Linked DNA regions of Homo sapiens: region 2 is linked to region 1. Evidence: chromatin contacts called from ENCODE POLR2A ChIA-PET data. All regions are on one chromosome and are shown on one strand. The core of a region is the stretch at or near the end of the contact, and the rest is flanking DNA. Distances in the headings are between cores, read along the strand shown.

Region 1 (3,878 bases), core at 1-2,500:
CGTGTGGAGCACTCTGCGGGGAGTGGCGTGCTGGGGCACAGGCAGAAAGACGGGGTCCCCAGTGCTGCAGGTGAATTGAGTTGGGACAGGTGAGGGCCCTGAAGTCCCCACCTGTGGGGACCTGGGGACAGCCCTAGAGGTCAGGACTAGAGGACCTGGTTCCATGAAGACCCTGCCCCTCAGGCTCCCTCCCCACTGGGTGACATCGCCCTGTTAGGGGCACCCTGGGCCGGGGACTCGTGGCTCAGACCCCGCTCCCTTGTGTGGGGTGGGACTGTCCTGCCTCCCCTGAGGCGCCCCCTCCAGGTGTGCGGCTGCCGTGAGGGAGGAGGGTGCCCGGCCGTGGGTGCACTGCTGGCCCCGCATGCTGGTGTTGTCCTTATTGGTCACCAGGAAAAACACTGAACCTCCAGTTCTGAGCCTTGGCTACCCCACGTGCTGGCGTGCAGGCGGCCACGTCTGTGCCTGGGAGGCCACATCCTGGTGGGTGGTCAGGCAACTCCCCCCAACCCGTGGCTGAGTTTCCCCACATCAAAGAGGGGATCCCTGACCTAGAAGGTCTCAGCTGGACCCTCCAGCCTGGCCTGTGATTTGGATCTGGGGAGGGCGGCAGGAAAGTCCCGGGCGCTGCCCAGGGCCCCTAATCAGCTGAGTCATCAGGCTGGGGCAGCCAGGACGGTTAGGAAGGGCCAACCCAGGCTGGGCCGTGAAGTGGTGCCCATCTGATCTGCCGCACGAGCACAGGACCTGCTGCCGGACGTGGGGACAGGGACTTCTCAAAGAGTGGTTGTCACGAGGGCCTGAGCTGTCTCCAAAGGGCTGCTGGGCCTTGAGTTGGGACCCTCCTGAAGAACCCCCAGGACTGGGCTCCCAGAGGATGAAGGAGAGGGGGTGGCGTGCCCCGAGGGAACCAGGGAGTAATTTTTGGAGGGGGCGGCACTCAGAGGAACACTCACCCCTCCCTCAGCCCTGGCCCCGGAGCAGAGACAAGGTGAGAAGTACTTTTGCCTTCTGTCCTTCCCCGCTTTCCCTTGACGGAGCCGGCCACTTGGTGCCAGGGCTGTGGCGTCCACACAGGGATAAATGGAGGTGACGACCCTTCTCTGAGGTGCAGAAGGAACAGGTGGGGCCGTCTGTGGAGCTCCGGCCTCCTCCTCCGTCCTCCCGCCCTGCCTGACAGCAGGTGTGTGGCCACCCCTATCCCCCACGCCCAGCAGGTCCAAGGGTCAGGCTGGCCCTCCTTCTCCCTACAGTGGGCAGACACCATGGCCCTTGGGGCCTGTGGCCTCCTGCTGCTCCTGGCTGTGCCCGGTGGGTGACCTGGCCTGGGTGTGGGGATGGGGGGGCATCTGCTTCCTGCCTGGACCCCTGATGGGGGTGAAACTGGGGGCTGGTCTGAGACGGAGAAACATGCTGAGTCCCCACCCTGTGGGGCCCCGTGTCTCCTCTGAAGAGACTGCACCCCTGGCTGGAGGCCCAGCTGTCCGTGCTGGGGAGAGGCAGGAGGGATGTGCGGGTGGGAGTTGGGGGTGCAGGAGTTGGCAGGGCGGGTGGTAGTTGGGGGTGCGGGTGGGAGTTGGGGGTGCCAGGAGTCCCAGGCCCTAGAACACTGGTGATTTCTTTCCTGAGCAGGACCTGGAGGGCGGGGAGGAGGCCCAGGCCTGAGGCCAAGCTCCCGGCCTCCAGCTGCCGTTTATGGCCTGTGGCTTGTCCCACCCAGCCCTGGGCCAGTGAGACAGCAGTTGACCCAGCCTCACCAGGCCGGGCCCCTCTGCTCAGGACCAGGCCCCACCCCAGTGCCGCCCTGAGGCCTGGCAGGGGCCTCTGGAGCCCGCACACCCCTCTCCTTGGCAGCCCCCTCCATCCTGGGCCCTTCGTCTTTCCCACAGGTGTGTCCCTCAGGACTTTGCAGCCAGGTACGTCTCTGACAGGTGTGGGGTGTGGGGGAGGGTGCAGGCAAGGCCTGGCAGGAGGGCCTCGGTGACCCTCTCCTTCCCTGGGGTCCCAATGGGGGCCCGGGGAGGTCATAGTTTGTCGCCGTGGTTTCTGCTCGCATCTCTCGGTTGAGTGGGGCTGGTCGGGGTGTGCTGCAGGGCTGTCTCCCCCACCACCACTGTAGTCAGTCTGTACCTTGGGAGATGCTCTGAGGCCATGAAACAACCTGGCCCTCCTCGAACTTTCTCCCCACAGCGTCCCCACCGTGGCCCTGGAACCAGCTGGGGGCTTTGCCGTGTGGGAGAGCCGGTGCCCCACCCCACACCCGCTGCCTATCTATAAACATCTCTGTCTGTCTACATCCCAGCTTCCCTTCCATTCAGCCCAGTGGCCACACTCCATCACCAGCACAATTATCCAGCTCAGGCAGACCCAGGTGTGGCCAGTGGGTCTCCAGCTGACTTCCTCTTAATTTCTTCTTAACTTACTGAGGTGAAGTTTACAGAAGATAAAGTTACATTATCAAGCGTCCAATTCAGAGGCCCCGAGCACCTTGGACAGTGCTGTCTGCCCCCCGCCCCCCGAATTTTATCCAGCTTCGAATATCTCCACCACCCCTGAAGGAAAACCGGGGCCCACTAGGCAGCCACCCCCAGCACCCCGGGCCTTCTCGGGGGCTCCACCGTTCTGAGCCCCTTTCTAGCCGCCTAGGGGCCCTCTGCAGCCTTTCCACCGCCTCCGGGAGCCCTGGTTAGTTTGTGGAGCATGGTGCTTAGAAAGGACGACCTGAGCCCCAGGCGCGCTCACTGCTCCTGAGACGTCATTTCTGCTGCACCCACGATGCTTCTGGGGAGAGTCTGGCAGACGAGAGAGCTGAAGAGCAAAGTCCCCAAGAAGGCAGGGAGGTGTGGTCAGGGAAGGCTTCATGGAGGAAGTGCAGTGGGTTTCTTGGGATCCCCACCAGGCACCCCTTCCTCCTTCGACTTAGGGTGTGGCCGGCCGCAGGTTTCGGATGCAGGCGGCCGGATCGTGGGGGGTCACGCTGCCCCGGCCGGCGCATGGCCATGGCAGGCCAGCCTCCGCCTGCGGAGGGTGCACGTGTGCGGCGGGTCACTGCTCAGCCCCCAGTGGGTGCTCACAGCTGCCCACTGCTTCTCCGGGTGAGTGTCCGGGTGGGCAGGGGCAGTCTCAATGTCCAGGCCCCAGTGGGGCATGCGCCAGCGCAGAGGCCTCCACTTGGTCTTGACTCACTCCGAGGCTTGGGAACTCTGAGCCTACTTCCTTCCAATGGAAAGGGAGGAGCTGGTTGCCCACCTTCTGTGAGGTTCTGCAGCTCTTTGCTCACCTCTAGGGATGGACAGCTCCCTCCCTCCTTCCCTCCCCTCGGTCTCTTCACGTGGAGCTGAGCTTGCAATCTGCCTCCTGACCAGCCCCTGCTGGTGTCGGGCATGCTGCTGGCTTTTCCAGGGGCTGGCAGGAACCCCAAGGTGCTGCCGTGGTCCTTGGGCCCTGCAGGGTGAGGCCACTGCCCAGGCTTTCTGCGTCCCAAGCCTAGGAGGGAAGAGCTGGGCTTCGGATGCCTGCAAGGGTAGGGTCTGGGCGGGGCCGACACTGACCTCCAGCCTCCGCAGCTGGCCCCTCTCACCCAGCCACCTTCCCTCCCAGGTCCCTGAACTCATCCGACTACCAGGTGCACCTGGGGGAACTGGAGATCACTCTGTCTCCCCACTTCTCCACCGTGAGGCAGATCATCCTGCACTCCAGCCCCTCAGGACAGCCGGGGACCAGCGGGGACATCGCCCTGGTGGAGCTCAGTGTCCCCGTGACCCTCTCCAGCCGGATCCTGCCCGTCTGCCTCCCGGAGGCCTCAGATGACTTCTGCCCTGGGATCCGGTGCTGGGTGACCGGCTGGGGCTATACGCGGGAGGGAGGTGAGGAGCCCC
Region 2 (3,878 bases), core at 392-2,891, 730 kb before region 1:
GGCATGGTGGTAAGTGCCTGTGGTCTCAGCTACTCAGGGGGATGAAGGCAGGAGGATTGCTTGAACCCAGGAGACTGAGGCTGCAGTGAGCTATTACTGTGCCACTACATTTTAGCCTGGGCACCAGAGAGAAACCCTGTCTCAAAAAAAAAAAAAAAAAAAGAAAAAAAAATAAGATTTCAACCCCCTCTTCATTCAAAACTTAAATTCAAAATTTAAATTTGGCCAGGTGCTGTGGCTTATACCTGTAATCTCAGCACTTTGAGAGGCTGAGGCAGGAGAATCACTTGAGGCCAGGAGTTTCAGACCAGCCTAGGCAACATGGTGAGACGCCCGCCTCTACAACAAGACACATTTAAAAATTAGGTCCTGCTGAGGCAGAAGGACCACTTAAGCCCAAAAGGTTGAGGCTGCAAGTGAGGTATGATCACACCGCTGCATTCCAGCCTGAGCCATGGAATGAGACATTGTCTCTTTAAATAAGGCCAGGCGCGGTGGCTCATGCCTGTAATCCCAGCACTTTGGGAGGCTGAGGTAGGCAGATCACAAGGTCAGGAGATCGAGAACATCCTGGCTAACACAGTGAAACCTCGTCTCTACCAAAAATACAAAAAGGTAGCCGGGTGTGGTGGCAGGCGCCTGTAGTCCCAGCTACTTGGGAGGCTGAGGCAGGAGAATGGTGTGAACCCGGGAGGGGGAGCTTGCAGTGAGCCGAGATCACGCCTCTGCACTCCAGCCTGGGCAACAGAGCGACTCCATCTCAAAAAAATAAAAAAGATAAATTCATAAAAGTATTTCAATGATTGTGAATGACAGGAGTCAGATCTTGATTTTTTTTTTTTTTTTGAGACGGAGTCTTACCCTATTGCCCAGGCTGGAGTGCAGCGGCGCGATCTCGCCTCACTGCAACCTGCAACCTCTGCCTCCCAGGTTCAAGTGATTCTCCTGCCTCAGCCTCCCAAGTAGCTGGAATTAACAGGCCCACACCACCACGCCCGGCTAATTTTTATATTTTTAGTAGAGATGGGGTTTCACCATGTTGGCCAGGCTGGCTTTTTTTTTGTTTTTAAGACAGTGTCTCGCTCAGTCACGCAGGCTGGAGTGCAGTCAAGGTTCACTGCGGCCTGACATCCTGGGCTCAAGTGATCCTCCTGCCTCAGCCTCCCAAAGTGCTGGGATTACAGGCATGAGCCACTGCACTCAGCCAGGGATCTCAATCTGGAAGCACAGCTCTGGTGATCCTCAAGGTGCAGTCAGCCCTCCCCCTCGTCTGCCCTGTCCCCAGCCCTGCTCCCCGCTGTTTATCCAGCTGTCTCCCAGCCCTCAGGACAGGAACCCCCTCTGCCTCCAAGTCGGCAAACTGCTCCAGACCCCTCCTCTTGGCCGCTGCCTGGGAGAAGGCCCCCACCGGCTACCTTGGCCCCCACCTTGCCTGGCCAGTCCTGTCCTGGGAGGGTCATGACCCAGCCCCAGGGCCATCGAGGAAAGGAGTGCCAGCCCTGGCTCCGGGTGCCCCACTCAGGCTGTCTATCTGATGCCCCCAACACTGCCCCGCCCCTGCCTGCTCCTGGCACCGGAGACCCTGCTGACTGTGCCAGGGGCTAATCTGGGAACTGGCAGCTGTGAGTCCTGGCCCTGCCACTCGACCTCTGGCGGCTAGCGGCGAGGCCCCTTCCTGACCTTCAGGGATCGGCCACCATGGTTGGTGGGACCAGGGTGAGGGTGGGCTGGGGTTGGAGCTGGAACTCTGGGGGGGTGGGACAGCTGGGCTTCTGGATGCTCCCTCAGAGGGACAGTCTCCCAGCCTGTGAGGGGATGGGAGGCTGGAGGGGGAAACAAGGGGACGAGGGCTGGGCTCCTGGGCCTGGGAGGGCCCTGGAGATGAACAGATGGCAGCGGCCACCTGCCCCAGGAGCCCTTGGCTGCAGTATGGGTGCGACCCTCCTGGGCCCCAGGCTGAGCCCACAGAGGCAGGAAGCCTGTGGCTATGGAGACCCCATCCCAAAGACGCTGCCCCTTGGTGAACCTTCCTCTCCCCTCCTGTAGGCAGACAGGGGAGGTGCTGAGCACAGGCCTCAGTCTGAAGCCTGTAGTCCATTTCTCCAGGTATGGGTTCTGGGACCATCCAGCTCTACCACCAGGGACACCCCAGGTCTGACCTCCTTCCTTCCTGCCCCCCAGTCCCACCGGAAGTTTTCCGCCCCTCGGCACGGACACCTGGGCTTCCTGCCCCATAAGAGGAGCCACCGGCACCGGGGCAAGGTGAAGACGTGGCCGCGGGATGACCCCAGCCAGCCCGTGCACCTCACGGCCTTCCTGGGCTACAAGGCGGGCATGACCCACACCCTGCGGGAGGTGCACCGGCCGGGGCTCAGTGAGTCACAGTTGGGACCCTTGGGGGAGGGGGAGGGCTGAACCTTCCAGATGCTCGGAGCCAGAACTCACGCTTTTGGTCCAGACAGGGCCACAGTCCCAGGGAGCACCAGGCCTCGCCCCCGGGAATTGGGGTGGACGCTGAGCACAGGCAGGGCTTCCGGGCGGGTTCTGTCATGGCCCCAGCTCGCAGATGAGGACATTGAGGCACAAAGCAGTGAGGAACCTGGTCCAGTCACCGGGGCGGTAAGCGCAGGAGCTAGGATTCAAAGGCCAGCGCCCCAAGCCCTCGGTTCAAACCACCTGCCAGGACATCTGCACTTTTTGGCCATTTCGGGTCTATTTCATGTACCATTATTTCATATGTACGCCTATGTATATAGTTAGTTTTTGTTGTTTTAATCGTAGATTCACAAGTAGTTGTAAGAAATAATGCAGGCCGGGCATGGTGGCTCACGCCTGTAATCCCAGCACTTTGGGAGGCCGAGGCAGGAGGATCATTTGAGGCCAGGAGTTGCAGACCAACCTGGACGGCATCGTGAAACCCTATCTCTACAAAAAATACAAAAATTAGCTGGGCGTTGTGGCGAGTGCCTGTAGTCGCAGCTACTTGGGAGGCTGAGGTGGGAGGATCACTTGAGCTTGGGAAGTCAAGGCTGCAGTGAGCTATGATTGCACCACTGCATTGCAGCCTGGGTGACAGAGTGAGACCCTGTCTCAAAAACAGAAAAAGAAATCCATTGTAATCATTAGAATAACAAATGCTCATTTGGGCTCAGCCCCACCCTCTGGGGAATGCTGTCCTGGCTGGCCCCACACTCTCCTGTCCTGCCCCTATGTGGGCGGCTCTCCACTCCCTCCCCCACAGGCCTCAGGAGGTCCCCCTTCATGCCCCATCCCTGTGTCTCATCCAGAAATTTCCAAACGGGAGGAGGTGGAGGCGGTGACAATTGTAGAAACGCCGCCCCTAGTGGTGGTGGGCGTGGTGGGCTACGTGGCCACCCCTCGAGGTCTCCGGAGCTTCAAGACCATCTTTGCAGAACACCTCAGTGATGAGTGCCGGCGCCGATTCTACAAGGACTGGTGAGCACCGCCCTTGGCTGGGCCGTCCAAGGGCTGCTGGGACCACAGAAGTTGGGTGCCTGAGGCTCTAGCTCTTGCTGAAATGATAGGTGTGGGTGAGTAGGAAGCGAAGTCTCAACCGTCTGTGGGAGGTAGGAGTGTCTGTGTGTGTGTGTGTGTGTGTTGTGTGGTTGCCTTCATTTCAATAAAAGATGAGTAGGCTGGGCGTGCTGGCTCACGCCTGTAATCCCAGCACTTTGGGAGGCCGAGGCGGGTGGATCACTTGAGGTCAGGAGTTTGAGACCAGCTTGGCCAACATGGTGAAACCCCATCTCTACCAAAAAATACAAAAATTAGCTGGCTGGGGTGGTGCGCACCTGTAGTCCAGCTACTCAGGAGGCTGAGGTGGGAGAATCACTTGAACTGGGAGGTGAAGGTTGCAG

What was found. ChIA-PET counts read pairs that join two places held with the same protein, here RNA polymerase II (POLR2A).
Region 2: POLR2A ChIA-PET joins it to region 1 with 10 read pairs in WTC11. The contact joins the promoter of RPL3L here to the promoter of TPSG1 in region 1. POLR2A ChIA-PET finds 5 or more read pairs at or near these places in 2 of 52 experiments (GM10248 and WTC11).

The regions. Positions count from the first base shown.
Region 1 is chr16:1,222,640-1,226,517 of GRCh38, reverse strand. TPSG1 (tryptase gamma 1) reads left to right here and starts at 1,250. Exons shown (of 6, transcript NM_012467.4): 1 at 1,250-1,311; 2 at 1,890-1,916; 3 at 2,924-3,095; 4 at 3,601-3,866. The coding sequence starts at 1,266. It overlaps LOC124903621, which reads right to left and starts at 1,267. Exons shown (of 2, transcript XM_047434997.1): 1 at 957-1,267; 2 at 1-64. The coding sequence starts at 1,267. RefSeq lists a silencer at 2,212-2,398.
Region 2 is chr16:1,952,452-1,956,329 of GRCh38, reverse strand. RPL3L (ribosomal protein L3 like) reads left to right here and starts at 1,641. Exons shown (of 10, transcript NM_005061.3): 1 at 1,641-1,701; 2 at 2,182-2,374; 3 at 3,288-3,456. The coding sequence starts at 1,699. RefSeq lists an enhancer at 1,937-2,926.